2 separate regions of the Homo sapiens genome follow, and region 1 is linked to region 2. A link is an interaction called in ENCODE POLR2A ChIA-PET data of the cell type or tissue named here. Cell type or tissue: HepG2. All regions are shown on one strand. Links, peaks and the distances in the headings refer to the core of each region. The heading gives the core; the rest is flanking DNA.

Region 1 (5,370 bases), core at 127-5,126, 210 kb before region 2:
GCACTTTCCTCACCCAGCCCTGAAATCACAAACAACCCCTTGGCCAGGGTCCTAATGAGCCTCTGACAAACACAGCCCGCCCTCCTGACACAGAAAAGACAATTAGACATGCACAAGTGGCCTGTGAAATGCCAGGCTGGGCACTTGAGCTCTCCATGAATGGCACCCCCTGTACCCTGGGCCTTCTCGGAAAAACATTGCTTGGGTTCCTTACGGGTGGTAATGGCTAATAATGCAGAGAGAACACCGTGTTTTGGTTTCAGGCCTTTGGCCAGGGCGGTGAGAGAGGGGTGTGTGTGTGTGTGTTTAGTGATGGTAGTGGGGTGATATTTATTTTCATTTCTCCATCATAAAGGAATTGAAGTCCTATAGCATGTCAGCAATGTCAATGTTTCAGGGTGAAATAAACAAGTAAAAGGTGTTAGCGTTCAGATGAGCTCTAGCAGCCTGTGACGTTAGGAAAATCGCCAACTCCTGGGGCCTCAGTCTTCTCATCTGTAAAATGAGGATAATAATAGAAACCACCTTCCACTCATGGTGATTGAGTGAGCCATCGCAGGTAAAGCACTCAGCCCCAGGCCTGGAACATAGGACTCATTGAACATTGGCTATTAACTTAAAAGCAAGCGTTATGCGTTTTAGTCTATTTAAGGAGCCACTTTTGAATATCTGCTTGTGAACTCCTATATGAAGTTGGCTGTGAAAACACAGAAAACACAGTCTTTATGCTCACAGAGCTTGAGGACAACCAGGGTGACAAGAAAACCATCCGGGCAGGGCCAGCTCAATGCTGGCGCGTTGGCACCAACCAGGAGACAGCTGTGGCTTGCTTTAGGTCTGTTTGTTTCTTCTAATTTGTGTTATCTTTTTTCCTTTGGTGGTGGAGGAAGGGCGGTTTCTGTAGGCCGCAGACAGCAGGGTATGGATCATTGGTCTGGTCAGGCTTTAATCAAGTGAAAATCTGCTCTTCATTTGTTTGTTACTGCTACAAAGCACATGATTTTCTTTTTTTTTTTTTTTTTTTTCCACATCTGTTTTTTTTGTTTTTGTTTTTGTTTTTTTTTAATTTATTTATTTTTTATTGATAATTCTTGGGTGTTTCTCACAGAGGGGGATTTGGCAGGGTCATAGGACAATAGTGGAGGGAAGGTCAGCAGATAAACAAGTGAACAAAGGTCTCTGGTTTTCCTAGGCAGAGGACCCTGCGGCCTTCAGCAGTGTTTGTGTCCCTGGGTACTTGAGATTAGGGAGTGGTGACGACTCTTAACGAGCATGCTGCCTTCAAGCATCTGTTTAACAAAGCACATCTTGCACCGCCCTTAATCCATTTAACCCTGAGTGGACACAGCACATGTTTCAGAGAGCACAGGGTTGGGGGTAAGGTCACAGATCAACAGGATCCCAAGGCAGAAGTTTTCTTAGTACAGAACAAAATGAAAAGTCTCCCATGTCTACTTCTTTCTACACAGACACGGCAACCATCCGATTTCTCAATCTTTTCCCCACCTTTCCCGCCTTTCTATTCCACAAAGCCGCCATTGTCATCCTGGCCCGTTCTCAATGAGCTGTTGGGCACACCTCCCAGACGGGGTGGTGGCCGGGCAGAGGGGCTCCTCACTTCCCAGTAGGGGCGGCCGGGCAGAGGCGCCCCTCACCTCCCGGACGGGGCGGCTGGCCGGGCGGGGGGCTGACCCCCCCACCTCCCTCCCGGACGGGGCGGCTGGCCTGGCAGAGGGGCTCCTCACTTCCCAGTAGGGGCGGCCAGGCAGAGGCGCCCCTCACCTCCCAGACGGGGCGGCTGGCCGGGCGGGAGGCTGACGCCCCGACCTCCCTCCCAGACGGGGCGGCTGGCCTGGCGGGGGGCTGAACCCACCTCCCTCCCTGACGGGGCGGCTGGCCGGGCGGGGGGCTGACCCCCCCACCTCCCTCCCGGACGGGGCGGCTGGCCGGGCGGGGGGCTGACCCCCCCACCTCCCTCCCGGACGGGGCGGCTGGCCGGGTGGGGGGCTGACCCCCCCCACCTCCCTCCCGGTACCGGGACGGCTGGCCTGGGCGGGGGGCTGACCCCCCCCACCTCCCTCCCGGACCGGGCGGCTGGCCGGGCGGGGGGCTGACCCCCCCCACCTCCCTCCCGGACGGGGCGGCTGGCCGGGCGGGGGGCTGACCCCCCCACCTTCCCTCCCGGACGGGGCGGCTGGCCGGGCAGAGGGGCTCCTCACTTCCCAGTAGGGGCGGCCAGGCAGAGGCACCCCTCACCTCCCGGACGGGGCGGCTGGCCGGGCGGGAGGCTGACGCCCCGACCTCCCTCCCGGACGGGGCGGCTGGCCTGGCGGGGGGCTGACCTCCCCACCTCCCTCCCGGACGGGGCCGCTGGCCGGGCGGGGGGCTGACCCCCCCCACCTCCCTCCCGGACGGGGCGGCTGGCCGGGCGGGGGGCTGACCCCCCCCACCTCCCTCCCGGACGGGGCGGCTGGCCGGGTGGGGGGCTGACCCCCCCCACCTCCCTCCCGGACGGGGCCGCTGGCCGGGCAGAGGGGCTCCTCACTTCCCAGTAGGGGTGGCCAGGCAGAGGCGCCCCTCACCTCCCGGACGGGGCGGCTGGCCGGGCTGGAGGCTGACGCCCCGACCTCCCTCCCGGACGGGGCGGCTGGCCTGGCGGGGGGCTGACCCCCCCACCTCCCTCCCTGACGGGGCGGCTGGCTGGGCGCAAAGCACATGATTTTCAAGGGATAAGTTGTTAGGATGTTTTTAATTGTGATGATGAAATTCCAGCTCAAGTTAACTTAAGCAAAAGTAAACAAGCAAAATTCCAAAAAGGGAGTTTACTTTCTTACATAATTTCAGAGAACAAAGATGGGTGTCTTGCTAGCTTCAGTCATAGCTGGACCCAGGTGCTCAAATCTCTCTCTTTCTCTCTCTTCTTTCTTCATTGTCTGATAGCTTCAGGCATACACAGTAAACCCTCAGCTCATGATTTCAGAGTAAGAGAGAGCCTCCTCTTGGACCAACAACTCTAGACTGGGAAATGGGGCACCACAGTTGGCCAGACATGGGTTGCATTCCCCCAAAGCCAGGGGATAGGTTGACCAGCAGCTTCACAGGACCCACATGGGGCAGATGGGATGCAAGGCTGACAAACTATCAGTGAGACTCTGTGGATAGAAAGCATGAGTAGGCGCCAAACATTTCACGTAAGCAGCGAATATGCAGGCTTCCTCTTTGCATCTCACCCAACTATGCTTAAAATGGCTTGTCTGGCACACTTTGAGGGGTCAGCCTACTTCCTTGCATTCAAAAGGTGAAGAGTTTCTAACTCTTTGTTCTTGAATCAAACCAAGTGACTGAAGACTAAGTGTTCCAGATGGGCCAACCACGCAGCAGCATGGTGGCAGCTCTGAGATGCTGCCCAGTGAGCCCCAGTAGTCACATCCTGGAGAGTCCCCTCTTCACTGAATAGGACCCATCTGGCAACCAGTAGGACTGCAGAAATGATGTCCAAGGCTAGGCCATAAAAGACATGGTTCCTGCCTTGCTCTCCTTGAATCACTTCCTCGGGAGCAGCCAACTGCCATGTTGTAAGGACACTTAAGCAGCTCTGTAGAGGAGTCCATGTGGTGGGAAACTGAGGCCTCCCACCAACAGCCAGCACCAACCTGCCAGGCATGTGGGTGCACCACCTCAGAGGTAAATCCTCCAGCCCCAGTTCAGCCTCTAATGACACAACCCCAGCTGATACCCTGACTGCAACCCCATGAAATCCCTGAGCCAGAACCACCCAGCTAAGCCACTCCTGAATTCCTGACCCACAGAAACTATGAAATAATAAATGTTCATTGTTGTTTCAAGCCACTAAGTTTTGGGGTCATTTGTTACACAGCAGTAGAAATCTGATACAGGCATATTGTGGTCCCTTCCTCCCTTCCCAGGGACAGAGTCACTTTGGAAAGCTTCCTTGGATCATTTTCAAAGCACTTCTCAATAACTATCTTAGTTCTTGTTACAAAGTTTCAGTTTCACAAATGGACTCACACGGATATCACAGGCTGCTCCAACCCTCAACAGTGAATTTGCCGATAAAACAAAATCAGGGACTAGGTGTGGTGGCTCATGCCTGTAATCCCAGCACTTTGGGAGGCCAAGGCGGATGGATCACCTGAGGTCAGGAGTTCGAGACCAGCCTGACCAACATGGAGAAACCTCATCTCTACTAAAAATACAAAATTAGCCGGGCATGGTGGCACATGCCTGTAATCCCAGCTACCCGGGAGGCTGAGGTAGGAGAATCGTTTGAACCTAGGAGACGGAGGTTGCAGTGAGCCGAGATTGTGCCACTGCCCTCCAGCCTGGGGAACAGAGTGAAAAAAAAAATCAGATTTCCACTGCATTTACTTCCCTCTCCTGTACTAGATATGGAGGTAGTTGAAATTCTAACAGGAAGGATGCCTTCAAAGTTCGGTCAGTCTCCCTCCTTGTTACTGCATATGACGGGTGGTATCACACACTATCACAATACTGCAAAGTCATTGATAACATGTGGCAGGAGTGCCCTGGGTTCTGAAGCCCCATGAAGTCCTCCAGGCGGTCTTCTGGCTGAAGTAGTGCCTCCCTGGCAGATGAGCTAGAATTCAAGGAAGTCTGATCCTAGGCTGCTTGCATCAAGGGAGAACTCGGGGAAGAGGTGGATCCTGAGCACACCCTTCAATGCCCCCCTTCCCTGAGGTGACTGGGACATACCCCACACATACCCCACCTGGGTCCCCTGCTGTTGCAAAGCAGTTTCCCTCCCCCTCCCACAAGCCCTCAGTCACGTAGGTGCCAGCACCTGGGCCCCTCCCACAGACAGCCCCATGCTGAGCACCTTTCTGATCCTATGTCATTGCTGGCGTTTGCTTTTCCTCCCCTCTCAGGATCCAGATGTTATCATTCCCCAGGAGCTCAAACTACTCCATCTCCCTGGTCTCCCATCGTTGAACTCCAATCATGGAAAGAATGCCATACAAGCTAGTGCTCCTCAGTGTACCAGCCAGGACTCTGCAAGTGACAGAAAGCCCCGCACACAGGCTCCAGCCCATCCTCAGGTCTCTGCCTCCTGCTCCGGCTCTGGCTTCCTCCGCATGTTGGATTCGTATGGGTTGGTCCCCAGCTGCCCTGTGAGGCAAGGCAGGCCTTGATGTTCACTTGCCATATCAGGTCCCGCCTGCCTCTGCAGAAAAATTTTAGGCTCCTCAAGGTCTGGGTCCACTTCTACTCCTCCTATCAGAGTGTAAATAAAAACAGTCTCCTCATCCTGCCCCTGCTCATATAACCTCTGTGACAGGATGCTCACTACTTGGAGAAGTAACTCTTTTTGCGGAGCTGGTCTCCGCCCCT
Region 2 (5,370 bases), core at 289-5,288:
TCCCCACATTTCCCCTCCACACTGCCCCACAGAGGTTCTCTGCAAGGGCTCCACATCTGTGGCAGGCTTCTTTCTGGGTACCCAGGCTTTATGATACATCTTCTGAAATCCAGGCGGAGCTGCCAAACCTCCTTCACTCTTGCACTCTGTGCACCTGAAGGCTTAACACCACATGGAAGCTGCCAAGGCTTATGGCTTACACCCTCTGGAGCAGCAGTCAGAGCTATACCCAGAGCCCTTTGAACTGACGCTGGAGCTGGAGCAGCTGGGGTGTGGGGAGCAGTGTCCCAAGGCTGCACAGGGAAACGGGGCCCTGGGCCTGGCTCCCAAAACCAGTCTTTCCTCCTAGGCCTCTGATCCTGTGATGGGAAATACTGTCCTGAAGACTTCTTTTTATTTTTTATTTTTATTATTATTTTTTTGAGACAGAGTCTCACTCTGTTGCCCAGGCTGGAGTGCAGTGGTGCGACCTCAGCTCACTGCAACCTCCTCCTCCTGGGTTCAAGTGATTCTTCTGCCTCAGCCTCCCGAGTAGCTGGGATTACAGGTGCCTGCCACCACGTCCAGCTAATTTTTGTATTTTTAGTAGAGATGGGGTTTCACCATGTTGGCCAGTCTGGTCTCAAGCTCCTGACCTCAAGCGATCTTCCTGCCTTGGCCTCCCAGAGTGCTGGGATTACAGGTGCGCCTGGCCCTGAAGACTTCTGAAATGCCTTTGAGACCATTTTCTCATAGTCTTGCCTATTAGCACCTGGCTCTCTTTTAGTCAAGCTAATTTCTCTAGAAAGGGCTTGCTCCACAGCCAGTTAGTATTCCTCTCCTGTAAATGTTCTTTCCCTCTCTACCATATAGGCGGGCTGCAAATTTTCCACAGTTTTATGCTCTGCTTCCCTTTTAAATATAAATTCCAATTTTAAGTAATTTCTTTGCTCCCATATCTGATCACAGGTTGTTAGAAGCAGCCAGGCCACATCTTGAATGTTTTGCTGCTTAGAAATTTGTTCCACCAGGCTGGGCACAGTGGCTCATGCCTATAATCCCAACAGTTTGGGAGGCCAAGGCGGGCAGATCGCTTAAGCTCAGGAGTTTGGGACCAGCCTGGGCAACATGGCAAACCCCATCTCTACAAAAAATACAAATTAGCCATGCATGGTGTCACACATCTGTGGTCCCAGCCACTCAGGAGGCTGAGGTGGGAGGATTGCTTGAGCCTGGGAGGTGAAGGTTGCAGTGAGCTGAGATCGTGCCACTGCACTCCAGCCTGGGTGACAGAGAGAGACTCCATCTCAAAAAAAATAAAAAAGAAAAAGAATTTTTTTCCACCAAATACGCTAGATCACCACTCTGAAGTACAATCTTCCACCAATCCCTTGGGCATGGACACAGTGCAACCAAGTTCTTTGCTACAGCATAGCAAGAGTGACCTTTGCTCCAGTTTCTAATAAAGTCCTCATTTCCATCTGAGACCTCATCAGCTTGGCCCTCACTGTCCATATTTCTGTCAGCATTTTGGTCACACTAGTTAACAGTTCTCTAAAAAGTTCCAAACCTCCCCTCATCTTCCTGTCTTCTTCTGAGCCCTCCAAACTCTTCCAACCTCTAGCCATTACCCAGTTCCAAATCTGCTTCCACATCTTCATGTATGTTTATAGCAACACTTCACTCCTTGGTACCAATTCTGTATTAGTCCATTTCTGTTGCTATAAAGGAATATCTGAGGCTGGGTAATTTATAAAGAAACAAGGTTTGGCCAGGCGCGGTGGCTCACGCCTGTAATCCCAGCACTTTGGGAGGCCAAGGCAGGTGGATCACCTGAGGTCGGGACTCCGAGACCAACCTGATCAACATGGAGAAACCCCATCTCTACAAAGAATACAAAATTAGCTGGGCGTGGTGGCACATGCCAGTAATCCCAGCTACTCAGGAGGCTGAGGCAGGAGAATTGCTTGAACCTGGGAGGTGGAGATTGCGGTGAGCCGAGATCATGCCATTGCACTCCAGCCTGGGCAACAAGAGCGAAACTCAGAAAGAGAGAAAGAGAGAGAGAGAGAGAGCGACAAGAGCGAAACACAGAAAGAGAGAGAAAGAGAGAGAAAGAAAGAAAGAAAGAAAGAAAGAAAGAAAGAAAGAAAGAAAGAAAGAGAAAGAAAGGGAGGGAGAGAGAAAGGAAAGAAAGAAAGAGGGAGGGAGGGAGGGAGAGAAGGGAGGGGAGGGAGGTTTATTTGGCTCACGGCTCTGCAGGCTGGTCAGAAAGCACAGGGCTTGCATCTGCTTCTGGTGAGGGCCTCAAGAAGCCTCTGATCATGGTGGGAAGTGAAGAGAGAGCAGGTGTGTCACATGGTGAGAGGGAGCAGGAGAGAAAGCAAAGGAGGTGCCAAATCTCGTGTGAATTCATTGCTGTAGGGAGGGACCAAGCCATTCATGAGCGATCCACCCCCCATGACCCCAACACCTCCCACCAGCCCCCACCTCATATACTCATATATATATGCACACACACACACACACACACGTGTGTGTGTGTGTGTGTGTAAAATAGGTATATAGGCTGGGCGTGGTGGCTCACGCCTGTAATCCCAGCACTTTGGGAGGCCGAGGCGGGCGGATCACGAGGTCAGGAGATCGAGACCATCCTGGCTAACACAGTGAAACCCCGTCTCTACTAAAAATACAAAAAATTAGCCAGGCGTGGTGCCAGGTGCCTGTAGTCCCAGCTACTCAGGAGGCTGAGGCAGGAGAATGGCGTGAACCTGGGAGGCGGAGCTTGCAGTGAGCAGAGATCACGCCACTGCACTCCAGCCTGGGCCACAGAGCAAGACTCCGTCTCAAAATAAAATAAAATAAAATAAAATAGGTATATATATATATATATATATATATATATATATATACACACACACATTATATATGTGTGTGTGTATATGTGTGTGTATATATACACATATATATACACACACACACACACACACATATATATATATATATATATATATATTTTTTTTTTTTTTTTTTTGGAGACAGGGTCTTGCTCTGTCTCCCAGGCTAGAGTGCAATGGTGCGACCACAGTTCACTGCAACCTCAACCTCCTGGGCTCAAGCAATCATCTTACCTCAGCCTTCCAAGTAGCTGGGACTACAGACATGTGCCACCACATGTGGCTACTTTTGGATCTTTTTTTTAGAGATGGGGTCCCACTATGTTGTCCAGGCTGGTCTCGAACTCCTGAACTCAAGCAATCCACCTGTCTTGGCCTCCCAAATTGTTGGGATTACAGGTGTGAGCCACAATGCCCAGCCCCCATATCTAATATTGGGGATCACATTTCAACATGAAATGTGGAGGGGACAAACATCAAAACTTTCTCACTCGGCCAGTGTATTCATTTTCAGTGGCTGCTGTAACAAAGCAATACAAACAAGGTGGCTTACAACAAATTTATTCTCTTGAAGTTCTGGAGCTGGAGGTCCAAAATCAGGGTATCTGAAAGGGCTGCATTCCCTCCAGAGGCTCTAGGGAAGGATCTTTTCCTGCCTCCCAGCATTCCTTGGCTTGTGGCTGCATCACTTCAATCTCTGCCTTAGTCTTCACATGGGAAGATGTGTGTCTCTGTGTCCTCCCCTGTTTTTTTTTTTTTTTTCTCTTTTTTTTTTTTTTTTTTTGAGACAGGGTCTTGCTCTGTCATCCAAGCTGGAGTGCAGTGCTGTATCCAAGCTGGAGTGCAGTGGTGCGATGATAGATCAGCCTTGAACTCCTGGCCTCAAGTGATCCTCCTTCCTCAGTGGTCTCCCAAAGCACTAAGATTACAAGCTAAATCCAGAATGATTTCACCTTGAGATCTGTAACTAATTATATCTACAGAGACCCTGTTTCTAAGTAAGGTCGAATCCTAACAGTCAGGTTGGACATGAATTTTGACACTATTCAACCCATTACATCCAGGGTCACACTGTAATCTACCCCCTCCCTCTCTCATCTCATCCCCAGCCTTTTCCACCTGGCCAGTGCCAACCTCTGGCCTCTGCTCTTTCCTTGGGGCACCCTCTTCCTTTCAACCCTCTACCCAGTCTGAGCCTGCTCACCCCTCCTGGTATCCTTCCCATGTCTCATGCTCTGCCTCTTCTCATTTGCAGTGGTGACCCCCCCTCAATTCCCACTGCCCCCCTGCATTGACCAAAGTCAAGTGGCCTACAGCCCCTGTCCCTACCTCCTTTTCATATGCTTTCCTGAATAGTGAGTCTGGAAACCTGAAATCATAGTCCCAGACTCCCTTGCAGCTCGGTTCTAGATGTGAACTTGGCTCTGACCATTAGATTCACTGACATGTGTGACCAGAATGCTTTCTGGTGGGAAAGTGTGGGAGAAGCTCCTCCCTGCTGCAAAGGCACGTGTCCCTACAGCAGTGTCACTGGCTCCAGCTGCAGCTTTGTGAGTGGTGAGAGGGTCTCACTCTGTTGCCCAGGCTGGCATGATCTCGGCTCACTGCAACCTCCGCCTCCCAGGTTCAAGCAATTCTCCTGCTTCAGCTTCCTGAGTAGCTAGGACTACGGACACCTGCCACCATGCTCTGCTAATTTTTGTATTTTTTGGTAGAGATGGGGTATCACCATGTTGGCCAGGCTGGTCTTGAACTCCTGACCTCAAGTGATCTGCCCATCTCGGCCTCCCAAAGTGCTGGGATTATAGGCATTGAGCCTCTGTGCCTGGCCAGCTTTTAAGAACAAAGTTTGCACCTGGGCAGTGCATGGCTCATGCCTGTAATCCCAGCACTTTGGGAGGCAGAGGCAGGAGGATCAGTTGAGGCCAGGAGCTCAAGATCAGCCTGGACAATATAGTGAAGTACCACGTCTCTACAAAAAAATTAAAAATTAGCCAGGCATGGTGGCACACACTGGCAGTCCCAGCTACTGGGGAGGCTGAGGCAGGGGGATCACTTAAGCCCAGAAGTTTAAGACTGCAGCAAGTTGTGATTGCCCACACTGCACTCCAGCCTGGGTGACAGAGCAAGACCCTGTCTCCATAAATCAATCAATCAATCAAGGTCGCACAATGTCTTTTTAGATACGACACCAAAGGGACAATCTGTGAAAGAAAGAATTAGTAAGTTGGACCTCATTAAAATAAAGAACTTCTGCTCTGCTCTACAAAAGGCTGTCAAGAGAATGAAAAGCCAAGCCAGAGACTGGGTGAAAATATTTGCCACAGACATATCTGATAAAGGGCTGTTATCCAAAATTTATGAAGAACTCTTAAAACTCAACAGTAAGAAAATGAACAATCCAGTTAAAAAATAGGGATGGATGTGGTGGCATACTGCTGTAGTCCCAGATACTAAGGAGGGTAGGGCAGGAGGATTGCTTGATCCCAGGAGT

What was found. ChIA-PET counts read pairs that join two places held together with the same protein. Peaks named below come from ENCODE experiments on the same cell type or tissue, not always from the same donor. Only the 100,000 strongest peaks of a DNase experiment are listed, where the experiment ranks them.
Region 1: POLR2A ChIA-PET joins it to region 2 with 10 read pairs; 4 of 35 experiments call an interaction of 5 or more read pairs at or near these places.

Annotation. Positions count from the first base shown.
Region 1 is chr17:17,440,602-17,445,971 of GRCh38, forward strand. No RefSeq gene overlaps it. Among named protein-coding and RNA genes, the nearest start is that of MED9, 34 kb to the right of the region's middle. RefSeq lists enhancers at 1,162-2,007, 5,192-5,370. In HepG2, for the core only: no CTCF peak of the experiment used is centred there; a DNase peak (open chromatin) is centred at 2,840; H3K4me3 peaks cover 796 bases.
Region 2 is chr17:17,653,742-17,659,111 of GRCh38, forward strand. No RefSeq gene overlaps it. Among named protein-coding and RNA genes, the nearest start is that of SMCR2, 21 kb to the right of the region's middle. In HepG2, for the core only: no CTCF peak of the experiment used is centred there; no DNase peak of the experiment used is centred there; H3K27me3 peaks cover 22 bases.